Regions from separate parts of the Homo sapiens genome. Here region 2 is linked to region 1. A link is a contact called in ENCODE Hi-C or POLR2A ChIA-PET data. All regions are on one chromosome and are shown on one strand. Each heading gives the region's core, a stretch centred on a gene start or an enhancer-like site at or near the end of the contact. The rest is flanking DNA. Distances are from core to core; before and after follow the strand shown.

The links. A loop is a pair of places that touch in the nucleus more often than their neighbours do. ChIA-PET counts read pairs that join two places held with the same protein, here RNA polymerase II (POLR2A). Pooled maps may share reads with other maps.
Region 2: a loop to region 1 is called in a map of Right ventricle myocardium inferior, with 2.5 times the contacts of the local background. The contact joins the enhancer-like site here to the promoter of RAD51AP2 in region 1. A Hi-C loop is called at or near these places in 1 of 168 maps with a recorded cell type or tissue (Right ventricle myocardium inferior), 3 of 37 single-sample maps with no recorded cell type and 4 of 50 pooled maps. POLR2A ChIA-PET finds 5 or more read pairs at or near these places in 2 of 52 experiments (MCF 10A and common myeloid progenitor, CD34-positive).

What each region holds. Positions count from the first base shown.
Region 1 is chr2:17,515,483-17,522,285 of GRCh38, reverse strand. It overlaps RAD51AP2 (RAD51 associated protein 2), which reads left to right and starts at 3,846. Exons shown (of 3, transcript NM_001099218.3): 1 at 3,846-6,803. The coding sequence starts at 3,871. RefSeq lists a silencer at 3,574-3,823 and enhancers at 3,585-4,134, 3,119-4,318.
Region 2 is chr2:17,574,375-17,582,250 of GRCh38, reverse strand. The region is part of intron 1 of VSNL1 (visinin like 1); the gene reads right to left. Among named protein-coding and RNA genes, the nearest start is that of VSNL1, 38 kb to the right of the region's middle. RefSeq lists an enhancer at 1,906-2,675. Within about 2 kb of position 3,695, at least 5 of the 41 ENCODE cell types and tissues checked have a DNase peak (open chromatin) inside an H3K27ac peak, as active enhancers do.

The DNA.
Region 1 (6,803 bases), core at 2,597-5,096:
GCAAGAAGTTAAGTGCTGCAGGAAAGTAAGTTGTGTTGTGGGAGTAGATGTGGAAGCTGAAAAAAACAGTTTAGAACTGAACTATGAGGAACTTTCTATGTCAAATTAAAGTTTGTATTTTATTCTGAAGGGCATCAAAGGTTAAAAGAAGTTCTTAAGAAAGTAACAAAATGATTAATATTCTATTAAGAAAAAAACTTTTGTAATGGTATTGGGCAGAAGTTGAGAAGAGACTAGTAAAATGAAGACTGGTTTATTACAATATTCTCAGAAAGAGATAACGAGAGATTGAAATAAAGATGATACATTATGGATAAAAGGGGGATTAATTTCAGGGTCATATTTGATGTAAAATCAACAAGATTTGATGAATGTCTATGTAGGGGATGCATTTTGGGAAGTAGTAAAACAAAAAAAGAGAAAAAGTTAAGGATAATATAAGAGTTTTAGTTTAGGAGACTGGATAGATTATGATGTCATTAATGAACATTGAGGACAAAAAGGTGGTTTATAGTTTAAAGCATTTGCACATATGTTATCACATTTAAGATGTTATTTATGTTACAAATTACCATTATTGCGCTGATAAAAACTTAATCTTATATGCAAATAAATGTACACAGTATCCTGATTTTCTTATTTTCCCCTAGTGCTTATCATTGACTTGATGAAAAGTGCTATTTGTGTTATTTATAGCCATATTTATTTTAAATATTTTTAGTAAGTGATGATGTTTTCCTTTCTAACTGCTGTATTTAAATATTTTTGTTAGTGGTTCTTTTAACTGTTTGAAATATATTTTATTATCTTTCAGTTTGAAACAAACTTTTAGATTTAGCATATTTATTCACTTCTTACATGATTTATTAAAAGAAGTAAAAGGGAAAAACTGTCTTGTCATATTTCTGGTTCTACCATGAAACACAAATGATGCTAAAACCACTAATATTTGAAGTCCATTTTGAACTCCTATGGTGTTATAGCTCAGCATAGTTTTCATGTTAAATGTATTTCAACATGATTATAAAAGCAAGTCTCTAATGTATAAAACTAAAGCAAAATAACACAAAAACAAGAAACTTAAGGCACTTTCAAGACACCATGAATCCATTTGAGTTGGTAAATGAGTATTAACCATGGAGTCATTTCATTTCTTCTAATTAACTGAGGTACTTAGAGGCACTGGGGATACAAAAATTAATAAATCCTTGTCCTGATTAATGGAGCCTAGTGGAGGGGACATATAAACAACTCAATACAATAAAGACATTTTAAGTGTTCTACAGTTAGAAATAAATTGCTATAGGAAACAGATGACGATGCAAGTAATTCTGCCCAGGGATTGGCTACAGCAGGGAGGAGGAAGAGAAGCTTTCACCGTAGAGGTAACTTTTGAGTAGGGCCATTTAAGGCTTAATAAGAATTTGCCAGGAGGAGAAATGAAGGGCTTTGAGAACATACATAAAAGAGCAAGAAAATAAACATTCTGGTGTAGGCAGCATGGGGGCAAATTGTTTAAAAAAAAAAAAAGAAGCTGAAAGAGTTAAGTAGGACCTAGTAGTGAGGATGTGACATACTATGCTTAAGGACATTAGACTTGATATTGATATTGAGTAAATTTCTGATTTAACTCTAATAGGAGATTGTGTCATATCTTCAGTATGGGGTTTATCTCATGAACTCATTAATCCTTTTATTCATTCAGAGTTGAACTATAAGAAGACACCACGCTAAAAGAAATCAGATAGATGCTGTCTTTAAAGCTCAGTTTACTGTTACTAAGGAAGGTAAGAACTTCAAAGGAAGGGTTGGGTAAAGTGATATAGAAAAATATGACATTTGAAATGGGCTTTGAGGCATCAGTAAGATTCAGACAAGTCTTATTTATATTTTGATTATGATGAGTTGAAGACATAATTTTTTGCATTTCTCACTTATAACTGGTTCATTTTCTAGGTGGCATTTAAAAAAACAAAGGAAAAAACCCACATAAATAGTGGTTTCAATAGCCATTGTTTGAAATGGCAGTGGCCATTAGTATAATGTTTAAATAAGTAAATGCAAGAAAAGACTCTTTTTTTGGTCTTTATGGCTGTAAGTTTCTTCAGGATGGAGAAAATAACTATACATTTCTGTATCTTGGAGTCAAACAATTGTTGAGTTACATGTAATACTTCTGGGTTTTATTTGAATTTTAATCCTTAAACAATGTAGAGTTGTTAAATAATGATGTGATGGAGATATAAAAAATAATGTGCTCTTGGGCAAACTAGCAAGATGAAGAAATAATCAAATATCAAGTTACAGATCAATCTAGACTAGAAATCACAATCAATGGCATTTACTTTACAGATTTAAAAAGTCTTGGTCCTAATATCACACTAGCGCACCAATTATATACACCTTAGCTATACAAGTCACCCCTTATGGGCTAAAACAGAATGGATTAGAAAAGAATATAGATTTGTGGAAAATCTGGGATAGAAAAGCAATAGAACATAAGATACACAGAAGTAGAACTTGGAGAATTCACTGATGTGGAATCTGAACCACTGCCACATTCTTATTTATAGTGTTAATGAAGTGCTTCTGCTGCAAGGCTTTCTACAAACTTAAGTAAACATTTCTCTAGAGGAATTTACACTGAAGTAATCACAATGTATCTAAGAGTATTTAAAAAACATGAAACTGGTGAACATCTTATTACCTAAAGTAGAAGGCTAGTTATATATTGCCATCTATGCCATGGGAGGGTTCTGAAGTTAGGATTCTGGTTGCATGTTATTGTAGTTATTATAAATTTTAGCATAAAATGTAATATAAAACATACCAAGCTTGAAACAACCACCAAGGGAATCGAGGTGTTTATTACTGAGCACCAGTTACATGTTTCTTAAGAAACATGTATATAATAATAATAAACATTTTGAAAAACATTTTCTTCTTAATGATTATAGAATTCACAAAAACCAGAATTGACTGGAAATCATAAATGATTCTCAAAGCAGGAAAAAAAAAAACAAGAAATAGCGTCTAAAAATTTGTTAGTAGGTATGAGTCAGACCTGTATTATTATGTTTACACTAAATGGGGTAGTTCAAACATATAATATTTTATCTCTAAATAATTTTATCCACAATATTTGAGAAGAAATCCCCACAGCACATAGTAAACTATTTTTTTTTTAGTCTTAAGTGAAGAATAATAATTATCCGGATAATAATTTCCACACATTTTTTCCTCAGATAGACTGGTAAGTACTGGTGGCTTTTTTCCCCCAAACACACTTTATTAGTGAAGTGGAAATATTAATATGATCTTAAGTGACGCTGGAAGGATTAAAAAGTTTTTCCATACACAGAGAGATTTGGTCTGGTGCTGACAGAACTACACGATTTTACTGGAGAGTCACTCGAGCCGTTGTGGAGATGCCGTTTCTGAGGTAAACAAAATTTTAGAATTTAGAAAATAAAGTTGTTACCATTCACAAATTTTTTTTTTTTAAGTGAGAGGTTCTAACTTTTCCCCTTCGTTCTACCACAGGGAAAAAAGCATTTAGACTCTCTACAGTCGTGGCATTAGAAAAAGGCGCTAAAAATAGACAATGTAACGGCCCAGGGTGCTCCGACCTTCAGTGGTGAGACAACCGGGGCGCGTGGGTGGGGGCAGGGAGAGGAGGGACTGAGGGAGGCGGGGCGGGGCTGAGGCTGGGGCTGTGGAGGGGCGGATTCGGGGTGGGGCAAACCCTGAGATTAGGCTAAGGCCAGGTCTTGAGGGGCGGGTCAGGGGCGTGACCAGAGCGGCCCGGAACCGCCTATTAAGGGATTGGAGCCCCGCCGGGACTCGGACAGATCCTTTCCATTCGCTGTCATGTCTCTCCCTCAGCCCACGCCGCGGATGGCCGAGCTCAGAAAGCCTACCTCCTCTTTAACGCCTCCTGAGGACCCGGATTCCCAACCACCTAGTAGCAAGCGGCTCTGTCTTGAGGAGCCTGGAGGTGTCTTTAAGGCGGGCTGGCGACTGCCTCTGGTGCCTCGCTTGTCTGAGGCGGAAAAAGTCTGGGAGTTGTCCCCTAGACCCTTCAAGGGACTCCTTGTTTCAACGAATGCTATTTTCGATAACTCCACAGACTCGTGTGTGGAGAAATCAGTCAGTGGGAAGCAGATATGTAATCTGAAATGCTCAAATCTCAAATTCCAAATGAGTAGCTGTTTGCAGTCTCCCCCCTCACAAAGTCCTGATTCTGATTTGAGGGCTTCAGGAAGGTCTGAGGCAGGCCTGCATGACAGAGAGGCTTTCAGTGTGCACCGCAGTAATAGCTCCAAAGCAGGGGTTAGTCAACTTCTGCCCAGCACCTCTATACACGATATACATGGAATTAGAAATGAGAATCGAAAACAACAGTTTGTCCAAGGAAGAGACAATGTTCACAAAGAAAATCCATTTTTAGATGTTACCTTTTACAAGGAAACTAAATCACCATTTCATGAAATTAAGAACAGATGTAAAGCTAACAGTGTTGTGCCATCAAATAAAAGAGAAAATAACATTTCATCATCTGTACTAAAAATATCAAAATCTCAAAACCAGCCCAGCTTGGAAATTGCCAAACCTAGCTATTTTAGAGATAGCGGCACAATAAGTGTCCCTCAGTTTCCAATGGACTTAAATAGCAAAATGTCCTCTGTCTATTTAAAGGAAATAGCGAAGAAAAAGAATGACAAAAAAGAGGCATATGTTAGGGATTTCACAAACATTTACTGGTCCCAAAATAGACCTGATGTTAAGAAGCAAAAGTTACAGAATGATAAAAAAACTGTAGAAGCGGAAAACATTTTTTCCAAATGTTATGAAAATGACTACCCATCACTCAGTAGCCAAAATACTTGTAAGAGAAAAGACTTGATCAGTTCAAACTACTGTAACTGCAGTAGTATCCAGTGTAATGTAAGAGACTCTAGAAAGAATTTCGCTATACTAGAAAATGCAAATTGGGAGGAAGCAGAATGTCTGGACAGTTACGTACTTACCAGGCTGGAAAAATCTCAAAACTGGGACTGTAACGTTAGACATATTTTGAGAAGAAATAGAGGAAATTGTTGGATTATAAATAATTGCAAGACTAAATGTGAAAATATGAAAAAAACTGAAGAAAAATGGAATTGGCTATTATTATTAGAAATAGACCTTTTAAGCAAGGAAGATTACCACTGTGCAAAAGTCATCAATGCATATGAAGAACAATCAAAGCTTCTCGTAAGAGAAATATTAGGTAGTCAGACAGCTTTAATAACGACTGTTTGGCTAAATGGTAAAGGAGAAAATGATAATACTCTACAGTTGAGATACAATACTACACAAAAAGTCTTTCATGTGAACAACCCTTTTGAAAGTTTCATTATAGAAATTTTTTATTTCCATAAAAGTATTTCAGGAAATAAAAAAGATAATAGTATTTTAACCTGCTGTAACATTTTGAAGTGTAAAAAGCAAATTGGTATAATTGGTATTCAAAATCTAATAACCAGAAACATGAATACAAATATAAAGAATGGAATTTTAAGCATATATTTACAAGATAGTGTTTCAGAACCTTTAGATATTCTATTGAAAACTAACATAGCTTTTTTGCTCAATAACTTTGACTCTTTAACAAGAATTGAAAATGATTTTGAATTAGAAGAGGAATGCATTTTCAAGTGCATGCTTTATTTGAAGTATCCAAAAAATATAGTGGAAAATCATACTGCATATCTAGTAAAGATTTTAACTTCTTCAAGACTATTAGAAGATAATATGAAACCTATGTTAAAGAAAAGGAAGTTATTTAGAACTGAACAAGTTTTTGAAAAGTCTAAGAAAAAACTCATTAATTCCTTCAGTATGACAACTCAAAATACAGGTTTTCCGATTTTTGAAACATATGAAAAAATTCCCCTTTTAATGGACTTTGATGACATGGATGAAATTTCTTTAATAAGAGAAATTACTTGTCAGAATATGAGTTGTCCTCAACAAGTTGTGAATGTGGAAAATTGGGCTCACTATAATTCTAGTACTGTTAAAGCACATGGTAATTCTTGTCCTCAATTTATACAGAACAACCGAGGATACATTAATGAAAATTTTTATGAAGTAAATATGCACAGCCAAGATTTAAATATGGAAAGAAAACAGGGACATAATAAGATCAGTAACTTTGACTGTGAGCACATATTTGAAGATCTCTGCAATGTTAGGCAACAGGCCATACCAGCAAGCCACAACATAATACATAATGAAGAGACCCATACCACTTCTATAACTCAAGTACTAAATTTTTGGAACTTGCTAAGTGAAATAGAAGAAAAAAAATATGACTTAATTTTGAAAGAGGAAGTAAAAGTCACAGCTGAAAGTTTAACAAATAGTTGCCAAGTTCACAAAGATACTAAGATAGAAAAGGAAGAGAAAGATAGTTTTTTTCCAATGGATGACATGTTTTCTGTACAGTCAGTTTCATTAATAAGTAAGGAAGTAAATGTGGAAGAAAATAAATATGTTAATCAAAATTATGTAACAAATACAAATGAATATGAGAGTATTTTGCCAGAAAGGGAGATAGCTAATTCAAAGGATTTTCACAGAAAGAATGACTCTGCATTATATATTAATCATCAATTTGAAACTGGTCTGAGTGAAGGGAATGATGAATGTTTTCAGGACTTAGCTGCTAAATATTTATCAACAGAAGCTCTGACAATAGTAAAAGATTTTGAGATGAAGAGAAAATTTGACTTAGTACTTGAAGAACTTCGTATGTT
Region 2 (7,876 bases), core at 2,446-4,945, 60 kb before region 1:
CCTCCCACCTTCCTCCTTCCCCTCACCCCTCCTGGCACCTCTTTAGTTTCCTCTCTCCCCATGTTCTCACCTATGCTACAACTTCCTAATATCATGCCAAACCTCTCTGTGTTTCCTTTTGCTGCTCCTTTTGCTCTGAGGGCAGTTCTCATTAGCTACACGTTGGTTCTCTAGTGAACTCCCACTGATATTTCAAGATGTAGAGGAGGTACCTCATTTTCAGTGACTTCACTGTACGGCTACTTCTTCTTTTGCAAATTACACAACTGCTGTTGCTGCATCACCTGCCACAGTAGTATCTGTAATCCATGTCTCCCATCTCACAGATGGGGGTTCCTCAAGGGTGGGTGATTGTCCACTTCACCTCAGCACTAGTTCAGAGCCCACTGCTGAACAGATACCCAGGAAATGTTGTTGAATTAATTAATTACTATGTAATCCCTCCCATTAACAGCAAGAGCTTATCAGTTGAGCGATAAGAGAGAACGTATGAAACGAAGCTTAAAGATGACTGTACTAAGTGCTGTTAGGGAGAGAAAAGCAGTGTCATGAGGAAGAGAGAGAGAACACGCTTCTTTCTAGGAAACCAGCAACAAAGCTTCTTTGAGAGATTGGGTAAGGAATATTTTATAAAGTGGTCTCTCGAAATTATCTCAAGGAAATAATGACACAAGCCTGTTAAGACATATATACAAAGGGTGTTTACTTCAGCATTGTTTAAAATCATTTTTAAAAACCTCTTTTAAAAACTACCTAAAGGTCCATCACAGGAAACTGGCTAAATAAATTTCTTTAGAGCAATGAATGGAAATTATGAAGCCATTAAAAGTGATAATGTATATCTACATTGATGGATATGGGTGGGTATTGACTCAATGTCATTTATTTAAGTGAAAACACACAAATGTACAAATAAACTCTGTATATTTTCAAGGATAAACCCTTACCTGAGGACATATATTAAATACAATATAATGGAGGAAGGGAATGGGAGCATAGCAAATAAAGGGAAATTAAAACTATATGAGAAAACACAAGAAGGGCTTTATATAAAAAATGTTGATATTGAACCATGATCTGAGGAATACGATTAACATAAGCAGCACTTTAGGAATAAAAATGAAAGAAAAAAGGAGAGATAATATTGTAATAAATTGTTAAGTCAAAAATGCAGGTCACAAAACAGTAAGTGTAGCACCACTTACTTTTGCTTTATACACACACTTGCTTGAGCTTGTGTGCACAGGAAGTTTGGTCAGTTCATAATTTATATCAAAATCTTAACAGTGATTATAACTGCTGGTGGTATAATGGTGGCATTTCACTCTCTCCTTAATATCTTTCTGAACTCTTTATAATGAGCATATAACATTTATAAGCAGAACAATGTGCAAATGTTTTTATTTCAGCAAACAAATAAATGCACAAAATGTATTTCATTCACCAAACTAATAAAATCCTAACAAAGCTCACTTCTTTCTATAAAGTCTGAGTTTCGTTTTCTTTCCTGACACGGCCTGGAAAATGCACTAGATTAATAGTGAGAAACACTTTTACAATTTGCAAACTGCCTCCAGGGTTTGTTCTTACAATGAACTGGTGAATTAGGTGAGGCAGAAACTTTCATAGAACTTGTATAGATGAGAAAACTGAAGTTCAAAGAGGACACAGACTTTTGCAAAAGTCACACGGGAAAACACTGGCAGAGTTTGGACTGAAACCTAGCTCTGATGCTTTAGGGAAAGGTGTGGTCCCATGAACCTGTCAAAGCACAGAAAACTCACACAGGCCTTTGGGAGGCTTGGAAAACTTCCTGAGGATATTAGCTGGTTTTGTGGTCAACAGTTTCAGGTTGAGGTCCCAGAATGGTGGGTTTTACCTTCAGAGAAATCATTTCCTTATTTCCTGGAAACGCAGCAGATAAGGTTGACCAGAGATGTTAATGTTCCCCAAGGCTTCTCGGATCTTTACTTTGTCCTTTGGGTAGATTCCTTTCTGGACTTCACTGGACAACTCTAGACCCAACCATAGGCACCCAGAAGTGGTGATCTATGGAAGCTCTGAATTTTCTATTTTTTGAATTTGAATATGAGTCATTGTAATGAACAGTGGATAGTGCTTTAGCATTTACAAAGCTCTCTCCTATCTCACATCTTACATAAACCTTGGCATTGTTAGCATCAATCTTACAGAAGACAAAACTGAGCCTCAGAGAGGTTTGGTGACATAGCAGATTCTGATGGTCAGGGACTCTGACTCCCAGCACTGTGTCTCCCGATCACAACTTCTCCAAGGTGCTGAGATGTCACCTCAGGGTTCTCCTGAGCTTCTCCTCCATATTCATCACCCAGAGCTAAATAGAATGAGCCTAAGAACTAAAGGTCTTTGATCTACCTGTGAATCCTAAAAGACTGCTGTTAATTCATTGTTTGTAAAGGGAGTGGCTCTAACTGAAAGCACCACAGGAGGTCCTTTTCCAGGATTCTTTCATCCCAGGGCCCTCCCAAATGCCTGTGTGGGTTTTCGGTGCTTTGATAAGTTCATTGGACCACACCTTTCCTAAAGCACCAGAGCTAGGTTTCAGTTTCAGCTTTGCCAGTGTTTTCCTGTGTGACCTTTGCAAAAGTCTGTGTCCTCTTTGCACTTCAGTTTTCTCATCTATACAAGTTCTGTGAAAGTTTCTGCCTCAACGAATTTGCCAGGTCATTGTAAGAACAAACCCTGGAGCCAGTTTGCAAATTGTAAAATTGTTTCTCACTCTTAATCTAGTGCACTTTCCAGGCAATGTCAGAAAAGAAAACAAGACCTAGACTATATAGAAAGAAGTGGGCTTTGTGGCCAGGCGCGGTGGCTCACGCCTGTAATCCCAGCACTTTGGGAGGCCGAGGCGGGCGGATCACGAGGTCAGGAGATCGACACTATCCTGGATAACACAGTGAAACCCCGTCCCTACTAAAAACACAAAAAATTAGCCGGGCGTGGTGGCGGGCACCTGTAGTCCCAGCTACTCAGGAGGCTGAGGCAGGAGAATGGCATGAACCCGGGAGGCGGAGCTTGCAGTGAGCCAAGATTGCACCACTGCACTCCAGCTTGGGCGACAGAGCGAGACTCCGTCTCAAAAAAAAAAATAAAAAAAAAGAAAGAAAGAAAGAAGGGGGCTTTGTTAGGCAGGGACAAAAAGAGGGAGTAGGTTTTCAAATCCCTGGCATGAAGGAGAAAACACACTTGTTGATGAGGAGCCAACAGAAGATTCACAAAAAAGAAGCTGGAGGAAGAGGAGTTGCGTAGAAGGAGAAGCACAACCAAGTGTTCCTTCTTAGGGTTTTGGAAGCTGGATGGAAAGAACGTATTTACCAAAGGTTACGAGAGGAATGCTGACCCTCTTCTGTGAGGTCCCTGTGTTTGATGTGTTTCCAGCTCTGATTTAGGCTTATGCTGTCCTTGCTGGGCCTTTGTGAAGTATCCAGCAAGGCTGGAACAAAGCACTTTATTGTAGTGCATGAAAAATATCTTTGCTGAAAGAGACAATGCCAAGGCTAGGGGGACTAAAATTAGACCTTCCGGTGTGTTTGACTTGGCAAGTTGTATGGCCTCCTCCACCTGCCTCCCTCCCAGCCGTGGGCCTTCTGAGAGCACAGGTAGCATGTGCTGAAGGAGAGGAAGTGCCGCTTCCTCTGGCACCCTGTGGGGATGACAAATGCTTCTGGGCCTGTGTCACTTTCACTTGGAGTAGTTATGTGAAGTGATACTCAGTTTGAAGGGACATGTTTCCACATCAGCTAATCTGCAAATAAGGATGAAACCATATTGAGTCTCCCCATTAACCTAATGTCCCTCCATGTTGAAACCAAAAGAAAACCTCAAAACAATCCTATGTTTGAACCTCACATTTACCTTTGTCTAAGAATTTAGAGCTTCACCTAGTAACCATGGCAGAATCCAAAGAGCCAGTTATCAGTGCCTTCCATCACACAGTGGAGTTGTGTTGTCTACAGCAAAGACCCGGGCCTTCTCATTAGACAAACAAGGTGAGATACTTGCTGAAGCACATCTACTAGCTGGGAAGGGAAATTTACTGAGTTTTTCTTATCCTGTTCATTCAACATTAAATTGTGTATATTAATAACTACCTCAAAATGTTAAATAAAATAATAAATCTATATGACCGATATTTTAGCAGTAATAACAACAGCTTATATGATCAAGTGCTCACTATGTGTTCATGGATTACCTCACTTCTTCTTTACAACCGTTTTATGAAGTAGATACCATTATATAGTCATATTACAGTTGAGGTGAATGAGGCTTACCGAGAAGGTTACACAACAAGAAAATGGTAGAGTTGGGATTTGAACCCTGACAGACCCTTAGCCATTGTAAACTATTCTGTCAGATTAGAGATGAGAAACAAAAAAGTACTTTTCTGTGACAAAAACCGTTATTTCCACATAAGAGCTCATCAGTCTCCCTTTTTCACCTGGGTGCTGCCTTTATGTAACATTTTTTTCCCCAAGTGAGGGAACTCTGGGGTCCCCTGAGGCTTGGTCAGTTATCTCACAGTTGCCTGCCCCTGGTCCCCAGGGCAGATGGGAGAGGACTTGGATGCTAAATAGAAGGGTAGCCATTGAAAGAACAGGGAATGTTTAGCCTGGAGAAACAAAGACTCAAGAGAGGACATTTGAGGTCTCCTCAAATACATGCAGAATTTATGGGCACAAAAATAGACATATAGATCAGCATAACAGAATGGAGAGTCTAGAAATAGATCCAGCTATACAGACTCACTTAATATATGATCAAGGAAGCTTTTCAGAACAAGGGGGAAATAGAGGAAATATAATTTATAAGTGACATAATCACCTCTTGATAGCAGTTCAATAAAAAAAGTAAGAACCATACCATATGCCATCTTTTAAAAAATCATTAACATTTGGAATCAAAAGTTCAATACAAAAACTATCAAAGAAAACTATCAGAAACTGAAAATATAGACAAAAGGTTAATAGCTATGTATGTGTATATAATGTCATGTGCCTCAGAGTGACGGTTCACTCAACAATGGACTATATATATGATGGTGGTCCCATAAAAGTATAATATATTTTTACTGTACATTTTCCATGTTTAGATATATTTAAATATACAAATACTATTGTGTTACAATTGCCTACAGTACTCAGTACAGTAACCTGCTGTACAGGCTTGTAGCCTATAGGCAGGTGTGTAGTAGGCTATGCCGTCTAGGTATGTGTAAGGACTCTCTATGATGTTTGCACAATGATACATTTCTCAGAACATGTTTCTGTCATTAAGTGATGCATGACTGTATTTGTATCTAAAGCAAATACCAGTTATTAAGGAAACCATCAGAGACAGAAGACAGAAATGATTAAAGAGTATGAATAGAAAAGAGTAAACACAAATAGTAAACTGATAGAAGTATGTTTAACCTGATTATTAAGGTCAAGATGGACTCTCTAAATAAAAGCAAAGACAGAAACTATAAAAGATAAGACTGATAGATATAACTACATAAAGATTCACAGTTTAGGGAATCTAAAAAAACAGAAAAAGTAAAAATAACAACATGGGACTATATATTCAACATACGTGTCTTTTAAGTATTAACATTGCTTAAAAATAAATGGGAAGAGGATTATGCTGGCAGGCTGAGCAATGAACATCAATAGAATATGAACAAAATATTAAATATCAATGGCCAAGTTTACACCTACAAATAATCAAATACAGCAAAACTGCATGTTAATATAACCCACCAGAAAACACTAGAAATAAATAATTAAATATAAACTTTTGATTCCAGGGGAAGGTATCTTAAAGAAATAACCCAAGAGGAAAAAGTTACATACAGACACATATTTATTGCATTTTCATTTTAATAATAGTAGAAACTCTAGCACTATAACCATTTCCCACTAGGGAAATGGATAGTAAATCATGGCACATTAACTGAGTGGAACATAAAATTGTGAATGCAATGTTGAAACATGGCAAATTACTTATGATACGCTAAGTGGAGAAAGCAGAGATGCAAAATTAAACACACTCTATAATTACAACTAGTTACTGCAAAAAATGAAGACAATTGTTTTCCTCTCTTGCTGCTTACAAATGAATAAAAAGTGTGGACTATATGCAGAAACCATGTTAAGTATCAGGATATGGAGATGAAAAAGAAATGGCTTATTTCCTATACAAACCAATGACCCAATGAGAGGGACAAATAATATGCAAAAAAATTTATTTTTAAGTTATAATAATGGAATGATAAGCATATTCCTATAATTTACAAGTTTCTATGGTAACAAGTGAATGTTAAATAGAGATCTCTTATAGGTTATCATATTAACTTATATATTAACATATGAGAACTTGTAAAGATATTTGTGAAATCGGGCCGGGCGCAGTGGCTCATGCCTATAATCCCAGCACTTTGGGAGGCCGAGGCAGGCAGATCACAAGGTCAGGAGTTCGAGACCAGCCTGGCCAACATGGTGAAACCCCGTCTCTACTAAAAATACAAAAAATTAGCCGGGCATGGTGGCGCATGCCTCTAATTCCAGCTACTCGGGAGTCTGAGGCAGGAGAATCGCTTGAACCTGGGAGGCGGAGGTTGCAGTGAGCAGAAATCATGCCACTGCACTCCAGCCTGGGCGACAGTGTGAGACTCCATCTCAAAAAAAAATAAAAAAAATAAAAAAAAAGATATTTGTGAAATCTACTTAATTTTCCCTATATAAGGTTGAGAAGGTTGAGGTCCAAAGAGAGTAAGTAGTCTAGAGTGACAAAGGTCGAACTACACTTAGAAAAACAACCAGGTTTCCTAACTCCCACTATTGTGTTATTTCAATTATTTTATGGACTGTCTTCAATGATTTAACCTTCAAATTATTCAGAGGTAGGTAGTCCCTTGTATTTTAAGCTAATGATGGATGCCCTTTTATTCTTATTTTCTCCTGACTTTAGGAATCTGAATTCCTCCTCTGCTTCCCTCCCGGGTTGGGAGGTGACCAGCAACCAGCCTGCATTTCTACCTTCCCAGTACCTGCAATCCAGAAGGAAGAGGTTCAGCTCTTGGCCATCTCCTACAAAAAGTTTAATAGGCTGGGCATGGTGGCTCATGCCTGTAATCCCAGCACTTTGGGAGGCAGGGCAGGTGGATTGCTTGAGTCCAGAAGCTTGAGACCAGCCTGGGTAACATGGTGAAACCCTGTCTCTACAAAAAATACATAGAAAAGAAGAGAAAAGAAAAGAGAGGAAGGAAGGAAAGAAGGGTAAGAAAGCAAGAAGGAAAGATTAGCTGGGCATGGTGGTGTGTGCCTGTAGTTCCAGCTACTTGGGAGGCTGAGGAAGGAGGATTGCTTGAGCCCAGGAGGTGGAGGCTGCAGTGAGCCGTGATCACAGCACTACACTCCAGGCTGGGGGACAGAGTGAGACCCTATCTCAAAAAACAAAGTTTGATAGCTTAGTTTTCATGAAATAACGAAGTCTTCCATAAGTGGCAAGGCTCTTTTCCACATCCAACCCAAAGATTACAGCATGGAAAATGAATGGGCAGAAGAGAAACAAACAAAGGAAAATCCCTGAGTATTCAGCTGGAGCCAGTGACTGGCAAGGATCCCAGGGTGTATGGACACCTTTATTAAACTACTTGTAAAATTCTATGGACTGTATTTGATTGCTTTTTTGAAAGGACTAACTTGAATACGCTCAAAGAATTTTCAGCTGGAATATTAGCTAAAATCTGAATAAGAAAGATGAAGGCAAGAGTTAAATTGGTGACTCATCTGAGAAAGCACAGTTTAAAATATTAGGGGGCAGACACTTCTGAAACCATGGTGCAGAAAGGAGCTTA